Regions from separate parts of the Homo sapiens genome. Here all the other regions are linked to region 3. Evidence: chromatin contacts called from ENCODE Hi-C or POLR2A ChIA-PET data. All regions are on one chromosome and are shown on one strand. Each heading gives the region's core, a stretch centred on a gene start or an enhancer-like site at or near the end of the contact. The rest is flanking DNA. Distances are from core to core; before and after follow the strand shown. Region 1 overlaps SP100 (SP100 nuclear antigen). Region 2 overlaps SP100 (SP100 nuclear antigen). Region 3 has its middle 57 kb from the start of LINC01907.

Region 1 (4,599 bases), core at 1,223-3,722, 140 kb before region 3:
TTCATGACACAACTACAGAGTTGAGTAGTCACAACAGAGGTTATGAACTGAAAAACCTTAACTACTTACTATCTGTCCCTTTACAAAAAAAGTTCCCGACTCCTGATATTTTTCTTTAAGTTCTAGACAGGATCCTGAAAAGTTGCATTTGAATGGTGGTTTTGTAAAACACTACTATTTGCAATGTAAAGAGACATTTATGTTGTTTTTCAACTTTCTCAGGAAGAAAAGCCAACACTAGACCTTTGAAAAGAAGAAGAAAAAGAGGTAAATAGAAGTGATCGATATGTTTTTCATAATTAAACATTTAATATTTAATATTCTGTACTGTGAGTAACAAGTCAGTTTTCTTAATTGGCATATGGAGCTAGTACTGGAGCCTTAACGTTGACCAGCAGTTCATTTTAAGACCCTCAATACCTGCTTCAGTGGAATCAGATCCCCAGTGTCCCAGTCAACCCCTCATGCAGGGTTCCCTGAGCAATGTGCACGTTCTTTTTTGTTGATTGATTGATTAATACGTAATAGATAGAAATACTTGGGGGTACATGTGACAATTTGATACTTTCGTATAATCAAATCAGAGTTATTGGGATATCCATCACTTTAAATATTTACCTTTTTTGATGCCAGGAACATTCAGATTATTCTCTTTTAGCTATTTTGAGATGTATAATCAATTCATGTTAACTATAATCACCCTATTGATCTATTGAAAACACCAGGTTTTATTTCTTCTATCTAACTGTATATCTGAATGCTTCGTCAATCTCTCTTTATCCCTCCTCTCTCAATGTGCAGTTTCTTCTAGAACCCCCCACACCAAGCTTCCCTTTTAGCGTCGGAGAAAGCTCAAGTGAAAAAGTGAAGCAAAGCAGTTGGCAAAGAGGGAGACAGATGCCACCCCGAAAGGTGCCCCATTAGGTGCCACTCTGCCATCCTGCCCTCTGTCCCCTCAGTCAATGCCTGGAATGGGGAGATGAGGCTAAAATTTGAGAGTTTGTTTTAACACAACATCAAAGCAATATGAGTGGAAATCTCCCTTCAAAACATCAGGAGGAAAATCATTGTGTGATAGGTGGATATGACCAACCAGCTTGAAAGTTGAGATCCTACCACATGCCAGGATGTTGTGTCATATTTTAGAGGGTGGAATGGAGGACAACAGTATCTACAGCTATCTAATGTGCCATGAAAGAAGGACTTTGAAATGTAACTGATTCATGGGGGAAATACCTCCAATACATTTTGAATTATAAAAGAAAGCTCTCAAGACAGGTGGGGAGGGACAATGCACAGTTGTAAAAGTAGATGGAATGGAAAAAAAAATGCTTCCTTGCAGGTCCAAGAATTCCCAAAGATGAAAATATTAATTTTAAACAATCTGAACTTCCTGTGACCTGTGGTGAGGTGAAGGGCACTCTATATAAGGAGCGATTCAAACAAGGTGAGTTTACTGGTCCATCTACGATTTTCAGCTGGAAAATATCCACACAGATAGCATACTGTTTAGGAGTAGACACTTGCCTTTGAGGTTCTGCAAAACCAGCCCCAGGCTTGAAGATTTGCTAGGAGCTTTCCTAGGACTTGGGACATCATCACATTTACAGCTAGGGTTTATGAGAGAAGCATGCAAAACATACCATAGGGAAAATGCACATGGGGTGAAATTCAGAGACAACCAAAAGCAAGCTTCCAGGAGTCCTCTCCCAGTGGAGTCATGCAGGACTCATTTAATTACTGCAGCAACAAATTGTGACAACACATGTAAAATGTTGTCTACCAGGGAAACCAGCCTGAGTTTAGGAGTCCAGGGTTTTTACCAGTCACATAGGTGCCCTCTGCCTAGCACATACCAAAATTCCAGATTCCCAGAAGGAAAGCGGGTGTTCAGCATAAACCATATCATTTGCGCAAACAGTTTAGGCACAGTGAGCCCTCTTCTTCATTTATGGTTATAGATAAATGCAATTTATTTACATATGTCTGAAAATAATACATCAGGATCGGTAGTTCCCAGATTACACAACATTTTAACAAGATTTCTTTGGATAGGCTATCTCAAATTTATTCTTGTAAGAGAATATAAATAAATTGCATTTGTTTATAACCATAAATAAGAGGGATTTATCTCTAAAGGGCTTTATCTTTATGGATAAACAATATGTTTATCCACATTGTTTATTATGAACAGTTTAGCCCACAGTGAGTTCTGGGAATGATAGAACTCTCCTAAAATCCAAATTCCTAAATGCCAGTGGCCAAACTTGCATATGGACAATGGCCAACCTTGCATATAGGCCCTCTAAGGAAAGTCTCAGGCCCACTCTGTTAACTCTGTTTTGCACAACAATGACATTTTCACACTTTCAAAATTCATAAAACATTAACCTATGAGGCCATCTCCTCTTACCCTATGTGAAAGGCCCACAAGACATCCAACTAGCACCCACTACAAGGGCAAGCACCTCAGTACTTGGGTGGAAAATGTACACATCTGAGAATCTCAGCAGTAACTTTCACGCCCCATTTCCCATAACATCTGTTTAGCCTTCTGCTAAATGGTAAGATCACAGGGTTTAGAATCAGAAGACCTGCATTCAAGTTTCAGCTATACCAAGAGTGTCTGATTCATCTACAGCCAGGTGCTCGGTCTCTCTAACCTTGAACTTCCTTCTCTACAAAATCAGAACAATAATATAACTTGCCTCACTGTATTATTATGAGAAAAAAATAAAAAAACAGACATAAAATACTTTGCAAGTTACAATTGTTAAATTACAGAACTAATGTTCATCTGTCATGGTTGACACCTCCCCACAACATAGTTCTTTGAGCACCAACAAATATAAATGTTTGCCCCATGACTATGTTGCATAAGCATAATTTAACTTCTCCCACTATATAACATTTCCATAATTACTTTTAATATAAAATAGCCATGAGTTCAAAATATGAAACATAATTGATTGTACCACATGTACAACATGGTACAAGACAAGGCAGATGTGGCTGTAGTAACAGCTTCCACATGGCCACTTGGGGACCCAAGAGCATGGTAGAGGGCTTTATGCCTTCATCCACCTCTCTGAAATTCAGGCTGACTCTATATCAGGTCTCAGAGAAGGGAGGAGGAAGAATTCTGCTCATTCTTTAGGGCCATTCTTTGCACCCACCCCCACCTTTGGAATATAGCAAAATACGTTGAAAAGGTAAATGTTGGTAGTAATATTTCTTCTCATTGCATGATGGTCAAAGAAATGTACACACATGACAGAGAGAACCCTTCATCTCTGTTCCTTCAGGCTGGGTATGAAGCCCCTGATATCTGACAGGAAAATTCAGACTTTACTGCTACGATCCTAAGCCCAAAGTGGGTGGCCCCAGACCCCAGCATGGGGGGAGGCCAAGTTCAGGTGTTTTCACAGTTGGGGAGCTCACTTTGCCTTGGTCTTACAGGAACCTCAAAGAAGTGTATACAGAGTGAGGATAAAAAGTGGTTCACTCCCAGGGAATTTGAAATTGAAGGAGACCGCGGAGCATCCAAGAACTGGAAGCTAAGTATACGCTGCGGTGGATATACCCTGAAAGTCCTGATGGAGGTATTCTAGTGACAGATGGCTGAAACCAAGGATTTAGCTGTCATGCTTCACTAACACCAAGCTTTAGCAGAATTTCTCAGTGCCCAGAAATTCATCATGACTTCCTCTGCCCAGGTCTCCATGCATATGTTATTACTAACGTTCTCACCTGAACATTACGTTGGCTGGCTTATATTACAGCTTAATCCTCTAAGTACTTTATTTCTTACCCTTTTGAAGGTTGGACAGTAAATTGTGGCCTTGACTCTGCCATTAATAAACTGTGCAATTTGGTCACATGAAAGTAACTTAAGTTGGAGGGGAGGTCTTAAATTTTCGGGGGAGGTAAATGTTAAATACACACACACACACACACACACACACACACACACACACACACATATTTAACATATATATATGTAGTTCCTGGATTACAAAATATTTCAACAAGATTTCTTTGAATAGGCCACCTCAAATTTATTCTTGTAAGAGAATATAAATAAATTGCATTTTAAAGTAACATTGCTTCTCATATGAACCCCTTGATGTTACAAAGCAGGCACAGGGTCTTTGCTGCAGATGAACCTGTGTCTTTAGACTCCAAATACAGTGCTTTCTGTTGCACGCCCACAGACAGTCCTTCCTCATGCCACTCTAACAATTAAAAAAAAAATCTGCCAGGCACAGTTGCACATGTCTGTAGTCCCAGTTACTCAGAAGACAGAAGCAGGAGGGTCACTTGAGCCCAGGGGTCCTGGGCTTAGTGTACTATGCCAATGAGATATCCATGCTAAGTTCAGCATCAACATAGGGGACCACCAGATTGCCTAAGGAGGGGTAAACCAGTCCAGGTTGGAAACAGAGCAGGTCAATACTTTCCTGCTGATCAGTAGTAGGTTTGCACCTGTCGATAGGCACTGCACTGCACTCCAGCCTGAGCAACACAGCAAGACCCCATCTCTAAAAATAAATAAATAACTATTACACAAATAAAAGATCTTTGCCCAGTAAATACTTA
Region 2 (4,842 bases), core at 1,628-4,127, 200 kb before region 3:
GAAGTGGTTTTGCTAACCCTTTATCCACAAGGGGTGAAACAAAGATTGACAAAACTGATTACTCTGCCAGGGACTATTTTTGGTGCTATACCAAACTAAAGGTTTCATTCTTGACCTTTTTCCTGAGAATGCATAATTTATACTATTAAAATGGTACACGTTAAAGACGTCCTCCAATTTTTTTTACTTGCCTGGAAAACTTTTTATTCCCACACAGTTTAATCTCAACCCAGTTCTCCAAATAAGAGATAGAGACATCACAAGAAAAATGGGCACATGCTCTGAAGATGGTGGATGCTATGGGAACTGGAATAAAAGTGTGAAAACATGTCTGCAAAACAGGGCAAATTAGATTTGGCTAAATCTGAGAGTGAGAAGCAGTATACAAGTTGACTTAGATCAATTGGAGGAAGATATTGAAAGGCCTGGAATTTAAAGTTAAGGAATTTGAAGTTTACTCGCTAGGCAATCAAGAAATACTGCAGGTTTATAAACAAGGAAAGAAGTGTAAGCAGTAGTTGTATATGGCTTATTGATTTGTGTCAATACTAACCTTATCTAAATTAATAATAAAATAATTTCTATAGCAAAAATTCAAGTCAGAAAAGGAATAAAAGGAAATCAAATACCTGGGCACAAATTTTGAGTCAATGTTATGTTTGTAAGCAGGATGGTCCAGGCTGCGGGGATGAAGGGAATGGTGCTACCTTTACTGCCCACATTCTCAGGGGCTCTGTTCCTCTCCATGGACTGCAGGGATCCCCCTTCCTAGCTCCAGTGCCCACAACTCACGTCTTAGTTTCTGGCGCTCCTTGTGCTTGGGTGACCTGCCCTGAGGCTCACTGTCACTGACCTGGGACAGCACCACCCACCGCCCCACCCAGCACAGCAAGCCCACCCACCATCAGGGAGATGCTGCTGACTCTCGGACCCTGAAGTCCACACAAGCTGCCCCTGTGTCCTCTGTTATGTTTATTTGAGAACTGTTCATCCTCCCTGACCCAATTAAGACAACATTCTCCTGTTTCTAGCCTCATCTTTAAAGATGTTGAGGTTTTTCTCATTTATTTTTTATTTATTTATGTTTTTTGAGACAGTTCCAATCTGTTGCCCAGGCTGGAGTGCAGTGGCATAATCTCAGCTCACTGCAGCCCCAGCCTCCTGGGCTCTAGTGATCCTCCCCCCTCAGCCTCTTGAGTAGCTGGGACCATAGGTGTGCAACACCACATCCAGCTAATTTTATTTTTCTTTTCAAAGATGAGGTCCAGCTATGTGGCCCAGGCTGGTCTCAAAATCCTGGGCTCAAGCAATCCTCCTGCATCGGCCTCCCAAAGTGCTGTGATTACAGGTGTGAGCCACTGCACGTGGCTGATTTTCTGTGATTACAGGTGTGAGCCACTGCACCTGGCTGATTATAAAAAAGTGGAATCTCTCTAGGACTTGAGACCTTCTCCCCAGGGAATTCCCCAGTTTCTTCCTTACACTTGATATATGCCTACCCTGCCATCTGACAATTTTGAGGGTAACACAGCTCACAATGTTTCCATTACTCCTTTATCCTTAAATCTTGAATGTCTCCTTTTTGTGTAGGACAATAAAGCCTTCACTGTTGGGGTCTTCTCTTCTCTGTCCCAGGGGATGACGGGAGAACTTTAGGTCATGTGGAACCCTCTGAGCTCTGAGTCACCCAAGGGCTGGAAATTCCTAAAAGCATGATTTCCAGACATTGTCCCTGGTCCCTGTAGATCTCTAATTGCTTCTTCTCTCTCCCACTCTTCAGTAATCCATGACAAATTGCCTCTCCAAGAAAGTGAAGAAGAAGAGAGGGAGGAGAGGTCTGGCCTCCAACTAAGTCTTGAACAAGGTAAAAATGACAGAATAAAAGCTTTTTTCTAAGAGAGGTTAGGGATCCAAGGTTCTGAGTGGAGATTGTGAATCAGGGAAGACATATGGAAGGACTATGGAGAAGTCAAGGAGAGAGTTATATGAGCTTCTAACCAGGTGCAGGGTCCTGGAGAAGTGGCCATGACAAGGCATAGTTGGCTCAATAACCATGAGGGAATCAGAACCAAGCGTGTCAGTAGGCCAGATTTACAGATGCCGACTACCTAGAAGTAATTGTAATTTAGAAAGGTCCCTGTAGGGGATCAGTGTGAAGTTGCAAAGGGTTAAGAACCACAGCCCGTGGCCCGTGGTCAACATCAAAGAGGAGACCCCTGGGGAAAGAAAGGCTCCTGTTTTACCTGTACTGTCATATTCACAACACTTCTGACACCAAACATGTCGGTGATCTCCCCACATCAGTCAGTTCTCCAATTCTCTGTAGATACCATCTGATATCTTATAATTTAATTGAATTCTGGCACTAATTGCCCAGACTTGGCACGGACTCCGCAGGTTAAGGGCTCATTCCCATAAGAATGCCCCCCACTTCAGATGCCAGTTGCAAGTCTCAGGTTGTGGCCTGTGCCTGTAAATTGGAGGTTCCCGCAAGCCCTTCATTGGCTTTCATACTTTCCTAGTAGATCACACAGATCTCATGGAAATGTTGACTTATATTTGACATTTATTATAAAGGATACAACTCAAGAAGAGCCAAGTGGAAGAAATGCATAGGGCAAAGCGTGGGGAAGGGCACAGAGCTTCTGCCCTCTCTGGGACACGACTCTCCTGGCACTTCCATGTGTTTGCCAACCCAGAAGATTTCTGAACCCAGTCACTTAGGGTTCTTTATGGACATTCCATTATACAGCCTGGATTGATTAAATCATTGGCACCTGATTATTAAGTTAACCTCCATCCCTCCTCTCCCCTCCCTGGAGGTCAAGAGGTGGAGCTGAAAGTTCCACCCCTCTAATCTCATGTTCAGCTCCCCTGGCAACCACACCCCAATCCTTAGGGGCTTTCCAAAAGTTACCTCATTAACATAAACCCAGGTGTGGTCGAAAAGGGGTTGTTATGAATAACAGAAAGTGCTCTTTTCACTTGTTATGACTTAAGATGTTTTAGGGTTTTAGGAGCTCTGGCCAGGAGCAGGGAATTAAGACTGAAATGTATATTTCTTATATCACGGGAGAAACTTGGTGATGGCAGAAGAGGGGACAAATTTAAATGTGAGGATGTTGTTCAAGAGCAGGAATATTCAAAGAGAAAGGCGGTCATGTAGAGAGACTCAGAAAGGAAGTGATGCACATGGGAAGAGGATGTAAGTACCTAGAGGACAAAGGAAGGGAAATGAAACCGTGAAAAGGGGTAAAAGACAACAAAAATAACCTTGTCATTAACAGCTCACTTTGATTGAACATCTACTCTGTGGCGGTTGGTTTAATGCTCATGACAGCCATTGGAGATTAATATTACTTATATGCCTATTTTGCAGATAAGGTAACTGAAATCCAGAGATACCACAAATGGAGTTTACATAGGGTCAGATGAATAAGGAAAAACCCAGATGTTCTACCCCAGAGCCTGCATTCCTAACCCTGTGCTATCCAGGCAATCTAAAAAAATAAAAACAGAAAAATGAAACAAAAATGAGGAAATATTTGCAGACAAAAAGATCCAGAAAAAAAGAATACCAAGAGCTGGAGGAAGTAGAGGCTACTCAGACACTGAGTCCTCATGGAAAAGCCAATGAGAAAGCATGAACAGATGTGGAGAGGGAGGGTGTTGTGTGAAAGGGGGTGGGCATGAGGCAACCAGGACTTCAAAGAAACTGAGCTAAGGGCCCTGGGCAGGGTAGCTCTGGGGACAAAGGCAGGATCACTCTGCCATCATCACTTACCAGAGTGTCTCACAGAGGACACGCAGCAGAGTTGTCTGGCCAAGGCCCCTGTCATCCAGGGGTGCAGCTGACCCAGTCCCCTACTCTCAAGGCTGGAGTCTGACTTCAGTAATTAGGTAGCATCTGCCAGCTCCAGGTGGCCTTTGCATTGAGACCTAGAAGGGGTCTTTAACTCCTACGTTACAGAGACCAAAAAGGGATTAGGGGAGAATGGCAAAATCCATACCTCGATTTCTGAAATAAACTTCTAATTTCTTCCTGCCAGGAACTGGTGAAAACTCTTTTCGAAGCCTGACTTGGCCACCTTCGGGTTCCCCATCTCATGCTGGTTTGTTCCTGTTTACTACTCTTTGAGCCTCTGCTATTCTTGCCCCTTTCTGGAATGTGCTGTGGGGTTGCCTCTTTGTGTTAATGATTGTCCAGAATTTTCAGGTTTTACATCTACAGTTTTTCCATTTCTGGGATTTAAATAACAAGTCCTTATCCTCTAGGTTGCCTAGGAGGGTTTCTTCCTCCCACACCCCTTAATCACACTTGCTGCTGGTTCCTGCTGCCGCTGAGCCTGGTCGTTTTACCCATGTGCCTGCTTCACCATTTTCTGCCTGCATCTGCTTGAATCTGGCTGTTGCCTTGGTGCCTTGACCTTACGTCCATCAGTGGCCCGTGCTGTAGTGGTTGGAGGGGAGTGACAGGCAGCAGAGGGCAAATAAAATACCTGTGAATCAAACCATGGTTTAGGTACAACCCCACCTGAAAATGGACTCTCAGAGCACCCCTGTGAAACAGAACAGATAAATGCAAAGAGAAAAGATACAACCAGTGACAAAGATGATTCGCTAGGAAGCCAACAAACAAATGAACAATGTGCTCAAAAGGCTGAGCCAACAGGTAAGACTGACTGGGTTGGCATGAATGGGGAGGAGCCAAGGGGCCCTGGCTGGTGGCAGAGGAAGAGTCTAATGCACAATACAAGGAGACACCTGTTTAACAAGCAGGGGAAAATCACATAGACACAGAGGGGGCCTGTTATACAGATGAGCCTGATACACTGACATACT
Region 3 (4,486 bases), core at 1,009-3,508:
AATAAAAATTGGGCCGGGCGTGGTGGCTCACCCCTGTAATCCCAGCACTTTGGGAGGCCAAGGTGGGCAGATCATGAGGTCAAGAGATCACGACCATCCTGGCCAACACAGTGACACCCTATCTCTACTAAAAACACAAAAATTAGCTGGGCGTGGTGGTGCATGCCTATAGTCCCAGCTACTCGGGAGACTGAGGCAGGAGAATCTCTTGAACCTGGGAGGCGGAGGTTGCAGTGAGCCGAGGTAGCGCCACTGCCCTACAGCATGGGCAACAGAGCGAGACTCCGTCTAAAAAAAAAAAAAAGAAAGAAACAAAAGAAAACAGATATACAAAATACCATTGTGCTACAATTGCCTGCAGTATTCAATACAGTAACATGCTGTCCAGGTTCATAGCGTGGGAGCAGTAGGCTACACCATGTAGCCTAGGTGTGCTAGGTACCAGCAGTAGGCTACACCATCTAGATTAGTGTAAATACAACCTATGATGTTCACACAATGATGAAATCTCATGATGCATTTCTCAGAACGTATCCGTTGTTAGGCGATGCATGACTGTACTTTGTTACGGCAGCCCCAGGAAACTAATGCAGTTGTCTACTCAGCATCCATTCCCCTCTTCCTAACAATACCCAAATTTTCGTTTGTACGTTTACCCCTTCTGCATACAGGAAACCATTGAGATGGCTTAGCCAATCAGCATTTTTTATTTTATCCTCCATAAGTCGTTGGTTTGGAGGTGGACACATCTTTAACTGGGCCGATCGGAGTGGCTCTCAGCACTCTCTCTTAGAATAGTGGGACAGAGGGCTCCTCGAGAAGGATGTGAGCCACTAGACATGAACCAGAAAGCATAAGGCTTGGATTACATCTGGCAACAGCCATCTTCAGATGCAGCCAACAGGGTGGGCAACAGAGCAGAGAGACTCAAAGGTCCTGGGTCATGGGAGATGTCTTAAAACCGCAAGATCAGTCTGCCCTGAAACATTGAATGTCTTACAGTCAAAGGCTTTATAGTTAAACCAGTTTAACTGAGATCTGGCATTCTTGCAGCCCAAAGCTTCCCAGCTGACAAGCTGGCAACACAGGGCAGATTGTACCATCTCAAGCCAAGTGAGGGGCTTTAAAAGAATCCACTGGAGGCTGGCTGCAGGGGCTCGTGCCTGTAATCCCAGCACTTTAGGAGGCTGAGGCGAGTGGATCACCTGAGGTCAGGAGTTCGAGACCAGCCTAACCAACATGATGCAACCCCATCTCTACTAAAAATACAAAATCAGCTGTGCATGGTGGCACACGCCTGTAATCCCAGCTACTTGGAAGGCTGAGGCAGGAGAATCACTTGAACCCGGGAGGTAGAGGTTGCAGTGAGCCAAGATCACGCCATTGCACTCCAGCCTGGGCTACAGAGCGAGACTCCATCTCAAAAAATAAAAATAAATTTAAAAATTAAAAAATAAGGAATCCCTTGGAGAGATAGACACGAAGGACTCGGGACTGAAGCCACACCCAAAGAATCTATAGCCTGGAGGCCATGGCTGGAACTCACCCTGCTTGGCAAATACAGGAAGAGACATGACGGTGGTGGAAAGGGCCTGCACTTCCAGAGCCTGGTGGGACAAGGATGGATGTGCATCTCCCAGAGGCCAGAGATGGGCTCGCTGAAAGGAGCTGGGCCAGGTCTCCTTGAGAGAGACTCTGCCCAGGAGAACTTGCTGCAAGTAAAGCAGGGGAATGAACCAGAAAGCAGGGACCCTGCATTGGTGATCAATTGGGCAGCAGGAGGTGTCATCCAGTTCCCTGGAGTTCCCACTTAAAATTACAACAGAGCAGGTCAACCAAAGCCCTTCCTGCCCCTCACCTCTCTTCCCCTGCCCACTCTAGTCCTGCAGAGACCAAAAGAACAGGTGGCGAAGGAGACCAGAGGTTGAGAGTCAGAAAAGCGATCAGACCACTCCCCACAGTTCCTGGACTAAGACAGGCCCCAGCTGAAGCAGGGTAGAGGGCGTTAGTAGGATAAAATATTGAATATTAGAAGAGATAAGACTTTTTTTAATTATTAAAAGGAGTCTGTTCTTATAACTAAAAGGTCCTGGAAAAACTGTGGGCCATCCCCAGATTTTAACCAGGTCTAGTGAGCACTGTTGTGCCCACATCCCGGGCATTCAACCTACGCAGGAAGGCCTTGTATTGCCAATACCCGAGCCTCTGCCCAACAGCTTTTATCTGGCCAGGGAGGGTGCTCAACGCTTGAGCAAGGCAAACAGGAAGTGCTGGAGTGGTCAAGTGCCTGGAAGTAGTCTTCAACCAAGGAGGGACAGGAAGTCATTGGGTAAGTACCACAGCTTCCTGCCCCTCAGTCGGGATAATGCTGTGACCTCTGGTCTGAAAACTCACTCTTTAATGGCCCATTCCCTTTCCTATCTTACTTCCTCACTATTTATACCCAGTTCACGTCTCAGGGTCTGTTTCCAGGGACACCCAAACCAAGACAGCAGAAATAGACAAGATGATGTCAAACAGCAGGTTTGAGTGGGCAGGAGGGCAGGGGACACGGGAGCGGGGGTGGGATGTTTCCTGTCACTTGTCTATCCAATAAACCAATCACTCAATTATTTTACTCATAATCAAGTTTCCTGCCTAAAACCTGGGGACAAGAGGCAGTGGGAGTTTTTCATTCTCTTCTGCATGTTCACCACATCTTGAAACTGAAGCTAAATACAGTTAGATACTCATCACATGGCTCTTCTGACTTCTTCCTGCCTCTTGAACTTTCCGTTTCCTCCCATGGTGCCTTTAAGAGTGGGGCAAAGTGCATACAGGGCTCGAGCTCACATGAAGTGAGCTTATAGAGCTGGGGTACTTTGGCTGATCTACGTCAGGGTAGCTAGTTTCCAATAGCCCAAGGGCCTTACTTTGTTTTTTCCTTTTTTAAAAATTAAAGTGTAATCTACCTACAGTAAAATTCAGTCTTTTTTCTTTTTTTTTTTCTTTTTTGAGACAGGGTCTCACTCTGTCACCAAGGCCAGAGTGCAGTGACACCATCCTGGCTCACTGCAGCCTTGACCTCCCTGGGCTCAGGTGATCCTCCCACCTCAGGCTCCCGAGTAGCTGGGACCACAGGAGCTCACCACCACACCCAGCTAATTTTTGTATTTTTAGCAGAGACAGAGTTTCACCATCGTGGCCAGGCTGGTCTCTAACTCCTAGCCTCAAGTGATCTGCCCACCTCGGCCTCCCAAAGTGGCGGGATTACAGGCATGAGCCATGGTGCCCTTGCGCCCTACCCTTTCTGATAGTTTCTCAAGTGCAGGAGTAGGGTGAGGCAAGAGAAGAGGAGAGTGAATGCCTCCTCACAATTTTGTGTCTTAGATACCTCTCTTGCCTCATTCCAGTCCCAGCCCTGGTTGTTCTACATAATACTTCCTTAAAATTTTTTATTTCTGGAGCATGCATGGTGGCTCACACCTATAATCCCAGCACTTTGGGAGGCGGGCAGATTTCTTGAGCCTAGGAGTTCAAAACCAGCCTGGGCAACACAGAGACCTTGTCTCTACAAAAAAATCTTAAAAATTAGCCAGGTATGGTGGCACACGCCTATAATCCCAGCTACTCAGGAGGCTGAGGTGGGAGGATCACTTGAGCCCCAGAAGTTGAGGCTGTAATGAGCCACGATTGCACGACTCCAAAAAAAAAAAAAAAATCATTTCTGGCTGGCACAATGGTGCACACCTGTAATCTGAGCTATTCAAGAGGCTGAGGCAGGAAGATTGCTTGAAGCCAAGAGTTCAAGACTGCAGTGTTCTATGACTGTGCCTGTAAAGAGCTATTGTACTCCAGCCTGGGCGATACAGCAAGACCCTGTCTCTAAAATTTGAAAGAAAGACTGGCCAGGTGCAGTGGCTCACTCCTGTAATCCCAGCACTTTGGGAGGCCGAGGCAGGCAGATCACTTGGGATCAGGAATTCGAGACCAGCCTGGCTAACATGGTAAAACCCCATCTCTACTAAAAATATGAAAATTAGCCAGGTGTGATTGTAGGTGTCTGTAATCCCAGCTACTCAGGAGGCTGAGGCACAGGCATGAGAATCACTTGAACCCAGGAGGAGAGGGTAGCAGTGAGATGAGATCGTACCACTGCACTCCAGCCTGGCTGACAGGGCGAGACTCTCTCAAAAAAAAAAAAAGGGGAAATTTTTTTTTTTTTTGAGACGGAGTCTTGTTCTGTTGTCCAGGCTGGAGTGCAGTGGCACGATCTCGGCTCACTGCAACCTCCAACTCCTGGGTTCAAGGGATTCTCCTGCCTCAGCCTCCCAAGTAGCTGGGATTACAGGCATGCGCCACCACGCCCGGCTTATTTTTGTATTTTTAGTAGAGACGGAGTTTCGCCATGTTGGCCGGGCTGGTCTCGAACTTCCTACATCAGGTGATCCGCCCACCTCAGCCTCCCAAAGTTCTGGGATTATGCATGTGAGCCACTGCGCCCGGC

Evidence for each region. Hi-C counts contacts between places; a loop is a spot of excess contacts on that map. ChIA-PET counts read pairs that join two places held with the same protein, here RNA polymerase II (POLR2A). Pooled maps may share reads with other maps.
Region 1: a pooled map shows a loop between it and region 3 (2.0-fold over the local background). The contact joins two enhancer-like sites. A Hi-C loop is called at or near these places in 2 of 50 pooled maps. POLR2A ChIA-PET finds 5 or more read pairs at or near these places in 3 of 52 experiments (CD4-positive, alpha-beta T cell, activated CD4-positive, alpha-beta T cell and activated naive CD8-positive, alpha-beta T cell).
Region 2: a pooled map shows a loop between it and region 3 (2.0-fold over the local background). The contact joins two enhancer-like sites. A Hi-C loop is called at or near these places in 1 of 168 maps with a recorded cell type or tissue (GM12878), 1 of 37 single-sample maps with no recorded cell type and 7 of 50 pooled maps.

Annotation. Positions count from the first base shown.
Region 1 is chr2:230,502,844-230,507,442 of GRCh38, forward strand. SP100 (SP100 nuclear antigen) reads left to right here. Exons shown (of 29, transcript NM_001080391.2): 20 at 223-267; 21 at 1,343-1,447; 22 at 3,460-3,602. All of the region lies in intron 2 of LOC101928816 (a long non-coding RNA gene), which reads right to left. It also overlaps the pseudogene RN7SL834P. Among named protein-coding and RNA genes, the nearest start is that of SP100, 89 kb to the left of the region's middle. RefSeq lists an enhancer at 2,275-2,444. Within about 2 kb of position 2,473, at least 2 of the 41 ENCODE cell types and tissues checked have a DNase peak (open chromatin) inside an H3K27ac peak, as active enhancers do.
Region 2 is chr2:230,445,039-230,449,880 of GRCh38, forward strand. SP100 (SP100 nuclear antigen) reads left to right here. Exons shown (of 29, transcript NM_001080391.2): 5 at 1,781-1,864; 6 at 4,050-4,112; 7 at 4,523-4,672. All of the region lies in intron 3 of LOC101928816 (a long non-coding RNA gene), which reads right to left. Among named protein-coding and RNA genes, the nearest start is that of SP100, 31 kb to the left of the region's middle. RefSeq lists an enhancer at 2,902-3,171. Within about 2 kb of position 2,878, at least 7 of the 41 ENCODE cell types and tissues checked have a DNase peak (open chromatin) inside an H3K27ac peak, as active enhancers do; they include GM12878, where a contact is called at or near this core.
Region 3 is chr2:230,641,398-230,645,883 of GRCh38, forward strand. No RefSeq gene overlaps it. Among named protein-coding and RNA genes, the nearest start is that of LINC01907, 57 kb to the right of the region's middle. RefSeq lists an enhancer at 3,066-3,235. Within about 2 kb of position 2,259, at least 14 of the 41 ENCODE cell types and tissues checked have a DNase peak (open chromatin) inside an H3K27ac peak, as active enhancers do; they include GM12878, where a contact is called at or near this core.